Regions from separate parts of the Homo sapiens genome. Here region 2 is linked to region 1. Evidence: chromatin contacts called from ENCODE Hi-C data. All regions are on one chromosome and are shown on one strand. Each heading gives the region's core, a stretch centred on a gene start or an enhancer-like site at or near the end of the contact. The rest is flanking DNA. Distances are from core to core; before and after follow the strand shown.

Region 1 (3,085 bases), core at 103-2,602:
AAGTTGCTGGATTCTGGACTCCAAAAACTCTGGAGTGCCCAGAACTTTTCCTGTCTTCCTTCTCATCTTCTCCCACTGTCTCTAAGGCCTGGAACCAGGTGGCCTGAGAATACCCCCGGGGCAAAAATGCTCCACCCTGCCAATTTTCGCGGGTTAGTGTACCCACAGATTGCGAACTGCAGGTGATGGCTAGGCGACACTCTTAAACGCTCCTTCCATCAAGGACCACTCTACTCCCATTTTGGAGTTCCCAACCGGGGCTTGCTTGCAAGTGCCTTTAAGATTGCTTCTACTGGCCTTTTTTCCCCTCTCCTCTGTCGACCTACGAAATCAACAGGCCTGCCGGCCTAACGCAGGCGAATAAACGTGCGAGGCCACTGCTGAAACATAATTCAAATGAAGGCTCGGCCTTTTGTTCCTCCTAGGTCAGAGAGACCAGAAATATCTTTCTGGTAGCGTTTCTCGTCTCTCGACCCAGGCTGGCCTTATTATACAACGGATGTCCCTCGGCGTTTGCAGAAAAAGGGCCCTGGGAAGCCACTTAATTGGTTTTGGGGGAGGGGAGGACGTGGATTAATAACGATAAAAATGGAGAAGCCCAAGAAAGCGGCAAACTGGGGGCCCTGGAGGAGGGAAGCACATTCTGTCTAAAGCCCAGGCGAGCAGAAGTTCGGCTTGGGGCTGGAAGCCACAGAGGGGGCAGCTCGGCAGCGCCAGACGCCCCAGCCGACTGGGTCTTAAGGATGACGGGGCTCCCGCTCATAGGCCGGCACCCCTCGGCCCACAAATCCACGGTATCTTTATTTGCTTTTTCCCCTGGTTTCTCAGGAAACCCTGAAAACGGGGAGGGAGGCCTCACAGGGACAGCAGCCTGCGGGCCCCCCGGCGGTTTCATAGTGACCGGCTTGAGGCCTGGCCAAATCCTCCCCTTCACGCAGGGCCTCGAAGGCCGCAGGCCCCGCCCACGTGGCGGGAGGCCCGGAGCTCAGGGCGCGAGGACCGCCACACAATGGAGGCCAAGGCGGGCCCCGCGCGCCCCCGCCGCAGCAAGCCCCCCGCGCGCCACGGGCGCCGGAAGATTCCAGAACCGGCCCGCCCGGTTGGGGGAGGGGAGAGGAATGCGGATCCCCGAGCTCGTCGGGCCGCGGCGGGTGCCTCAACCCCCTCTCGGCAACTCCACTCAGTCTTCCCAGCCAAGCCCAGAGACGAACGACCCCCAGTTTGGGCGTTCCGGCTACCGCCGGCGCGACCGCAGTTCCACCATACTCACCCGTGGACGCCATTTTCTCTCCTTCCTCCTCGTTCTCTCAACGTCCGTCTCCCTCTCGCTTTCCCTCTAGGCGCCGCACTGCGCAGGCGCAAATCTCGCAACCCCGGGCGCGACCATCGGGCCAGGCCACGGGGGTGGGGTCAGGAGGGATGAACCACCGCTTACTCGTTCTTCGCGTCCGCAACTCTTGTCCCAGTCCTCTCTAAAGAGCGCCCGACGTGACACTCGGGCCAAAATAGCATCTAAGGGGCCAGAGCGGGGGTGAGCGGGTCTCAGCGTGAAACCGGAGAGGCTCTCAGCACGAGACTAGGCTGTTTGGAATGGTTCCGTCCGCTGGCTCTAGGGACGGTCGCTGAAGAGTCGGCCCTGCAGGGAGACGGAGATCGGCGGGAGGGCTGGGGGAAGGGACCCGGACTAGAACAACTGCTGACTAATCCGCGGGCCGCGGGGAATGGGTGGCGCGCCAGCCGGTCGGCAGGGGTCACGCGGCCGGGTGTGCGCGGAATGGATTCAGGGTTCTCGGGTCGCGCCCGGGAGCTAGAGTCCTGACTCCCAGCCGGGGTCCCCGACCGGCCTTTCGGGGTTGCCGGGCGCGCTCTGCAGTGAGTACCCGGGACGCGTGGCCCGGGCCAGCGGGGAAGGGTCCCCAAGGCCGGTCGGCTGGGTGGGAGGCCTCGAACGCCGTGCCTGGCCCCGAGACCCTATCCCCGGTAACGGTCGAGGTGGAGCAGGCCCTTTAATCATCCCTCATCCGATATCCTTGTTTCTACAGAAGGGGAAACTGAGGCCCAAGGAAATTGAGTATCTCTGCAAAGTCACCAGCTGAGTTCGAACCAGACAGATCCTGGGACCCCCTACTCTATCCGCCACCGGAAGAATCTCCGTCCTTGTCTTTCCATTCTGCCCTCCCGGCTTCCCAGTAAGGTAGGCAGGGCCTGGTGGTGCACTGCCCCGTTTCATAGATTGAAGAAAGTGAGGTCCAGGGGGCTCAAGTCCCAGTTCCGAGTGTCCACGGGTAAGCCCTTCACCCTTGCTAAGGTGCCCAGAGCTGGGGAATGGTTGTGAGGTGTCGATGCAGGAGGAGGTTTACGGTGGGTGCCTTGGCCCCAAACCCTGCCTCCAGGCAAGGCTGACCCTGCCCACCTTCCTGGACCTCTAGCCCCAGCCCCCTAGGTGGATGCCCGGGTCCGCGAAGGGCAGGGTTCACCTTCAAATCCCTCGGCAGGACCAGGAGCCAAGCTAGTGTCCTTTTTTCAGTGAACATATATAAAGCACTGGCTGTGTGCTGTGAATACCCTGGGGAATGTGGGGTTGGATCAGAGGAGCCATGAGCTCAGACCACCTGCCTAGGGAGACAGACTGGCCAAGCTGTGCTCCTAAGGATAAGATCCATGATGTTAGGGGGCCAGAGGAGGGGAAGGGATATTTGAGCTGGGCTTCCAAGGGTGAAATAGGAGTTTGCCTGCTGGCAAAATGGAGGGAAGGACAATGCAGGCAGAGGAGCTTTCCACATTTTTCCTGCAGGAAACTGGTAGATGTGGAGAAGGCGCTTGGCAGGGGAGCAAATTAGGCAGCCTTCTTGTCTCTCTGGGATCCTGCTTCCTGCCCTGAATCAGCTCAGTGGGAGTCCTGGGACCGAGAGGCCTGACCAGGGGTGAAGACCTACAGGCCCTGGAGGACAGGCTGGATGCAAGAGAACAGCACGGGGGAGAAGGCCTTGCTTTGGTGGGCAGGGAAAGGCCATGTTTGAGGGCCAAAGCTGGGACCAGCTAGGCTGGAGCAGCCACCTCCATATTGAGGCCTTCTCGATGGGCC
Region 2 (3,083 bases), core at 101-2,600, 3.1 Mb before region 1:
GAATCGCTTGAACCTGGGAGGCGGAGGTTGCAGTGAGCCGAGATGGCACCACTGCACTCCAGCCTGGCGACAGAGCAAGACTCCAACTCAAAAAAATAATAAAATAAAATAAGACATAGAAAAGGGAAGAGACCTAAGGTTGCACAGACATCAAGGCTTGATTTTAAAAGAGAATTCTTTACCTCTGAAATCTTTCCAAGAAGGAACAGGGTAACCACAGGAAACTCTAAAAGTTGTATCACTTCAAGCTTTGGGATTTTTCACCCACCACAGATTCAATGAAATGGCAGTGCAGAGTACTAAACTCAGACAATTCATAACTGAGAATGATATTAATGTGTCAGAGCACCTAATCAATGGGGAGAAATTGGGGCAGAAGAGAAGAAAAGCGGAACCAGTGTAGATAATGCAACAAATGAATGGAAACTACATACTGTTTTTTGCAGCACTTACAGTCTAGTGGGGGAATGGAAAGAGGAGAGCTGTTTATAGAGTGCTTGCCGTGTGCCAAGCCCCGTGCTGATTACCCCTCCAGTGTCACTTCATTTAGCCTTCTACTCAAGAAAGAATTATGATCCCATTTTAGAGATGACGAAACAGAGATAAGAGGGGTTAATCACACCAAGTCAGTAAATGGCACAGATAGAAATTGAATCTTGCGTCTTTCTAATCCCAAAGTTGCAGTTGTTGACATGAGGCCGAACTGGAAACTGAAATCACTTAAAGCTCACTTACCACTATGAACAAGAGACACGGCGTATAAAAGCATGATTAAAGAGGTCTTGATCATCAAATGCGGCTAGACTGGGGAGTTTTGGCGATCCATAAGGGCTGTGATTTGATCATTTTGTAGTATATGTCTGGCCACAATAGATGCACCCACAAGTGTTTGTCAGAATAAATGATAAGCTGCCATGCTTCATTCTTTGGGATGCTCCTTTCTGACCAAAAAAGTTATTTGGTGTATATCCAGATTCATTCTGAAACATAAATGTTCAGCTATGGTATTTACTCAAACAGGTTTTTCTTTCTCAGCTGCTGGCGTTATCTTTTTCCCCTCCCAGCTGAGGGTGTAAACTCCAAGCCAATGCACCGAACCTGACCCAGACTCAAGGTGTTTTCATAAGCTGCTGAAAAGCATTTCCAAAACAAAAGATAACTAGATTATACTTTAAACTTCTGGATTTCGCTTAGCTGTAGTTTAGAGGAAATCGACTAATAAAGATCCTAAAGTTATACACTACAGGACAGTACAACTTAACCAGAGGAAAGACATTGGCCTGAAGAATTTTGAGCCTCGGCGCTTGCCGTTGCTCATCTGCTGCGGCGCTGGTCGCGCCTGCGCTTTGGTTCTTGGAAGGCGGTGCTCTGAGAAGCCGGACTACGCGGCAGCGGCTCTTCAAAGCGGAGCCGGGAGTTTTTGCTACAGTTTTCGCCACCATGAGTCGCAGCTATAATGATGAGCTGCAGTTCTTGGAGAAGATCAATAAAAACTGCTGGAGGATCAAGAAGGGCTTCGTGCCCAACATGCAGGTAAGGCAGGAGAGCAAATGGCGGGGCCTTCCGTGCTCCGTCCCCGGCCCGGCCGGCGTCCACTGCGCCCTCTGGACCTCCCCTGACCACTGGGTCCGCCCCGGCCCCTTGCAGAGTTTCCCTCATCCCGTCCTTCTCCCCTCACGGTTCTGGGGCCGCCCAACCTGTTCCGGCACCACCTCCCGCCAGGAGAGGTCCCCGAACCACGAGGACAAGCTAAGTGCGGTGGATATGGGAATCTAAATAAATACGAAATTGGGGTTTCCAAAGCGTTTTCACAGATCAGTCTCATAAACGTATCGTGAGCTGTTTTACGTTCACAGAAACTTCAGTGATCTTTTCCAGGGTGGAACAGCCAGCCCCAGGTTCATTTGCTGGGACTGGAATTCACCTCCTCTGAGTCATGCTGGTTATTTAAATAACGTTTACAAACCTTTGTTCACTAAACCAGGTTTTCAGCATTCAGTATCGCATGTTGGTTTTTAATAAAGCGATGTCATTTCTTGCAGTAGCGCAGGGCAGGGCCTGTTTGATTTTAATATTCACTTCACAGAAGGACCTCGAGGATCTGTCGGTGACATAGCTTCCTCTACCCACCTAGGAAGAAGCTCAGCCAGGACTTGATGTCCGGTTTACTTCTTTGACGTCCCAGATGGAGACTTGAGGGCTCAGGATCATCAGATAGTTTGAAAGCCTGGGCTCTGTATCTCTCGGCCTTCATCACCATCTGTGCTCATATTTTTATTAATGTGAAAAAAGAAAACGTTTATGAAGTTTTGCAACGTATTTTTAAATAGTTTTTGAAATCCCTGAAGGTGCCAAGTAAATGCTTCAAAGGTTTACCGTCTCGTCTCACGTCTTGGTAAACAGCTCCCAATAGTCACTCCATTCTTTTATTCAGAATCAAAGCTTACTGAGTTTCCCTTGTTGGCAAGTCACTTACACTGAGGGAAGAAAAAGCGCACGGGGATAAATCTGTGTTCTGTTTGCTGTTTGGCCACTTTCTTTGTGTGGAAACCGTTACCCTGAAGGAAGGAATAGAAAATCTAACATAGGGAGAGCGCAGTGGTTCATGGCCTGTAATCCCAACGCTTTGGGAGGCCAAGGCGGGAAGATCCTTTGTGCCTAGGACTTTGGAGACCTGCCTGGGCAATATAGTGGGACCCTGTCTCTACAAAAAAAATTTAATTAGCCAGGCGGGGTGGTGTGCACCACAGCTACTCAGGAGGCTGAGGCAGGGGGATCGCTTGAGCCTGGGAGATCTTGGCTGCAGTGACCCGTGATCATTCTAAACTGCACTCCAGCCTAGGTGACAGAGTGAGTCTCAAAAAAAAAAAAAAAGAAAAGAAAAAGAAAACACCATGACATGATTATCTGTAGGATCTAATAACACAGACTGTCATTGTCTGGCAGGTGTTCTGACTCAGCCTTTGATGCACACACTGCTGCTCATTCTATCTAGGGGCAAGTCTCATTTTGCTAGGCAGTTCTGGTTTAAGTTTGTATACAGCACTTTACTACCACCTTTCCTTTGGGAATAGAGACTTGGA

What was found. Hi-C counts contacts between places; a loop is a spot of excess contacts on that map. Pooled maps may share reads with other maps.
Region 2: a loop to region 1 is called in a map of CD4-positive, alpha-beta T cell, with 5 times the contacts of the local background. The contact joins the promoter of RTCB here to the promoter of EWSR1 in region 1. A Hi-C loop is called at or near these places in 2 of 168 maps with a recorded cell type or tissue (CD4-positive, alpha-beta T cell and naive thymus-derived CD4-positive, alpha-beta T cell) and 6 of 50 pooled maps.

Annotation. Positions count from the first base shown.
Region 1 is chr22:29,266,535-29,269,619 of GRCh38, reverse strand. It overlaps EWSR1 (EWS RNA binding protein 1), which reads right to left and starts at 1,352. Exons shown (of 17, transcript NM_005243.4): 1 at 1,271-1,352. The coding sequence starts at 1,283. It overlaps RHBDD3 (rhomboid domain containing 3), which reads left to right and starts at 1,639. Exons shown (of 7, transcript NM_012265.3): 1 at 1,639-1,872; 2 at 2,043-2,194. RefSeq lists a silencer at 1,007-1,096 and enhancers at 1,267-1,326, 1,437-1,496, 889-1,760.
Region 2 is chr22:32,410,514-32,413,596 of GRCh38, reverse strand. RTCB (RNA 2',3'-cyclic phosphate and 5'-OH ligase) reads left to right here and starts at 1,350. Exons shown (of 12, transcript NM_014306.5): 1 at 1,350-1,533. The coding sequence starts at 1,441. RefSeq lists an enhancer at 1,201-1,380.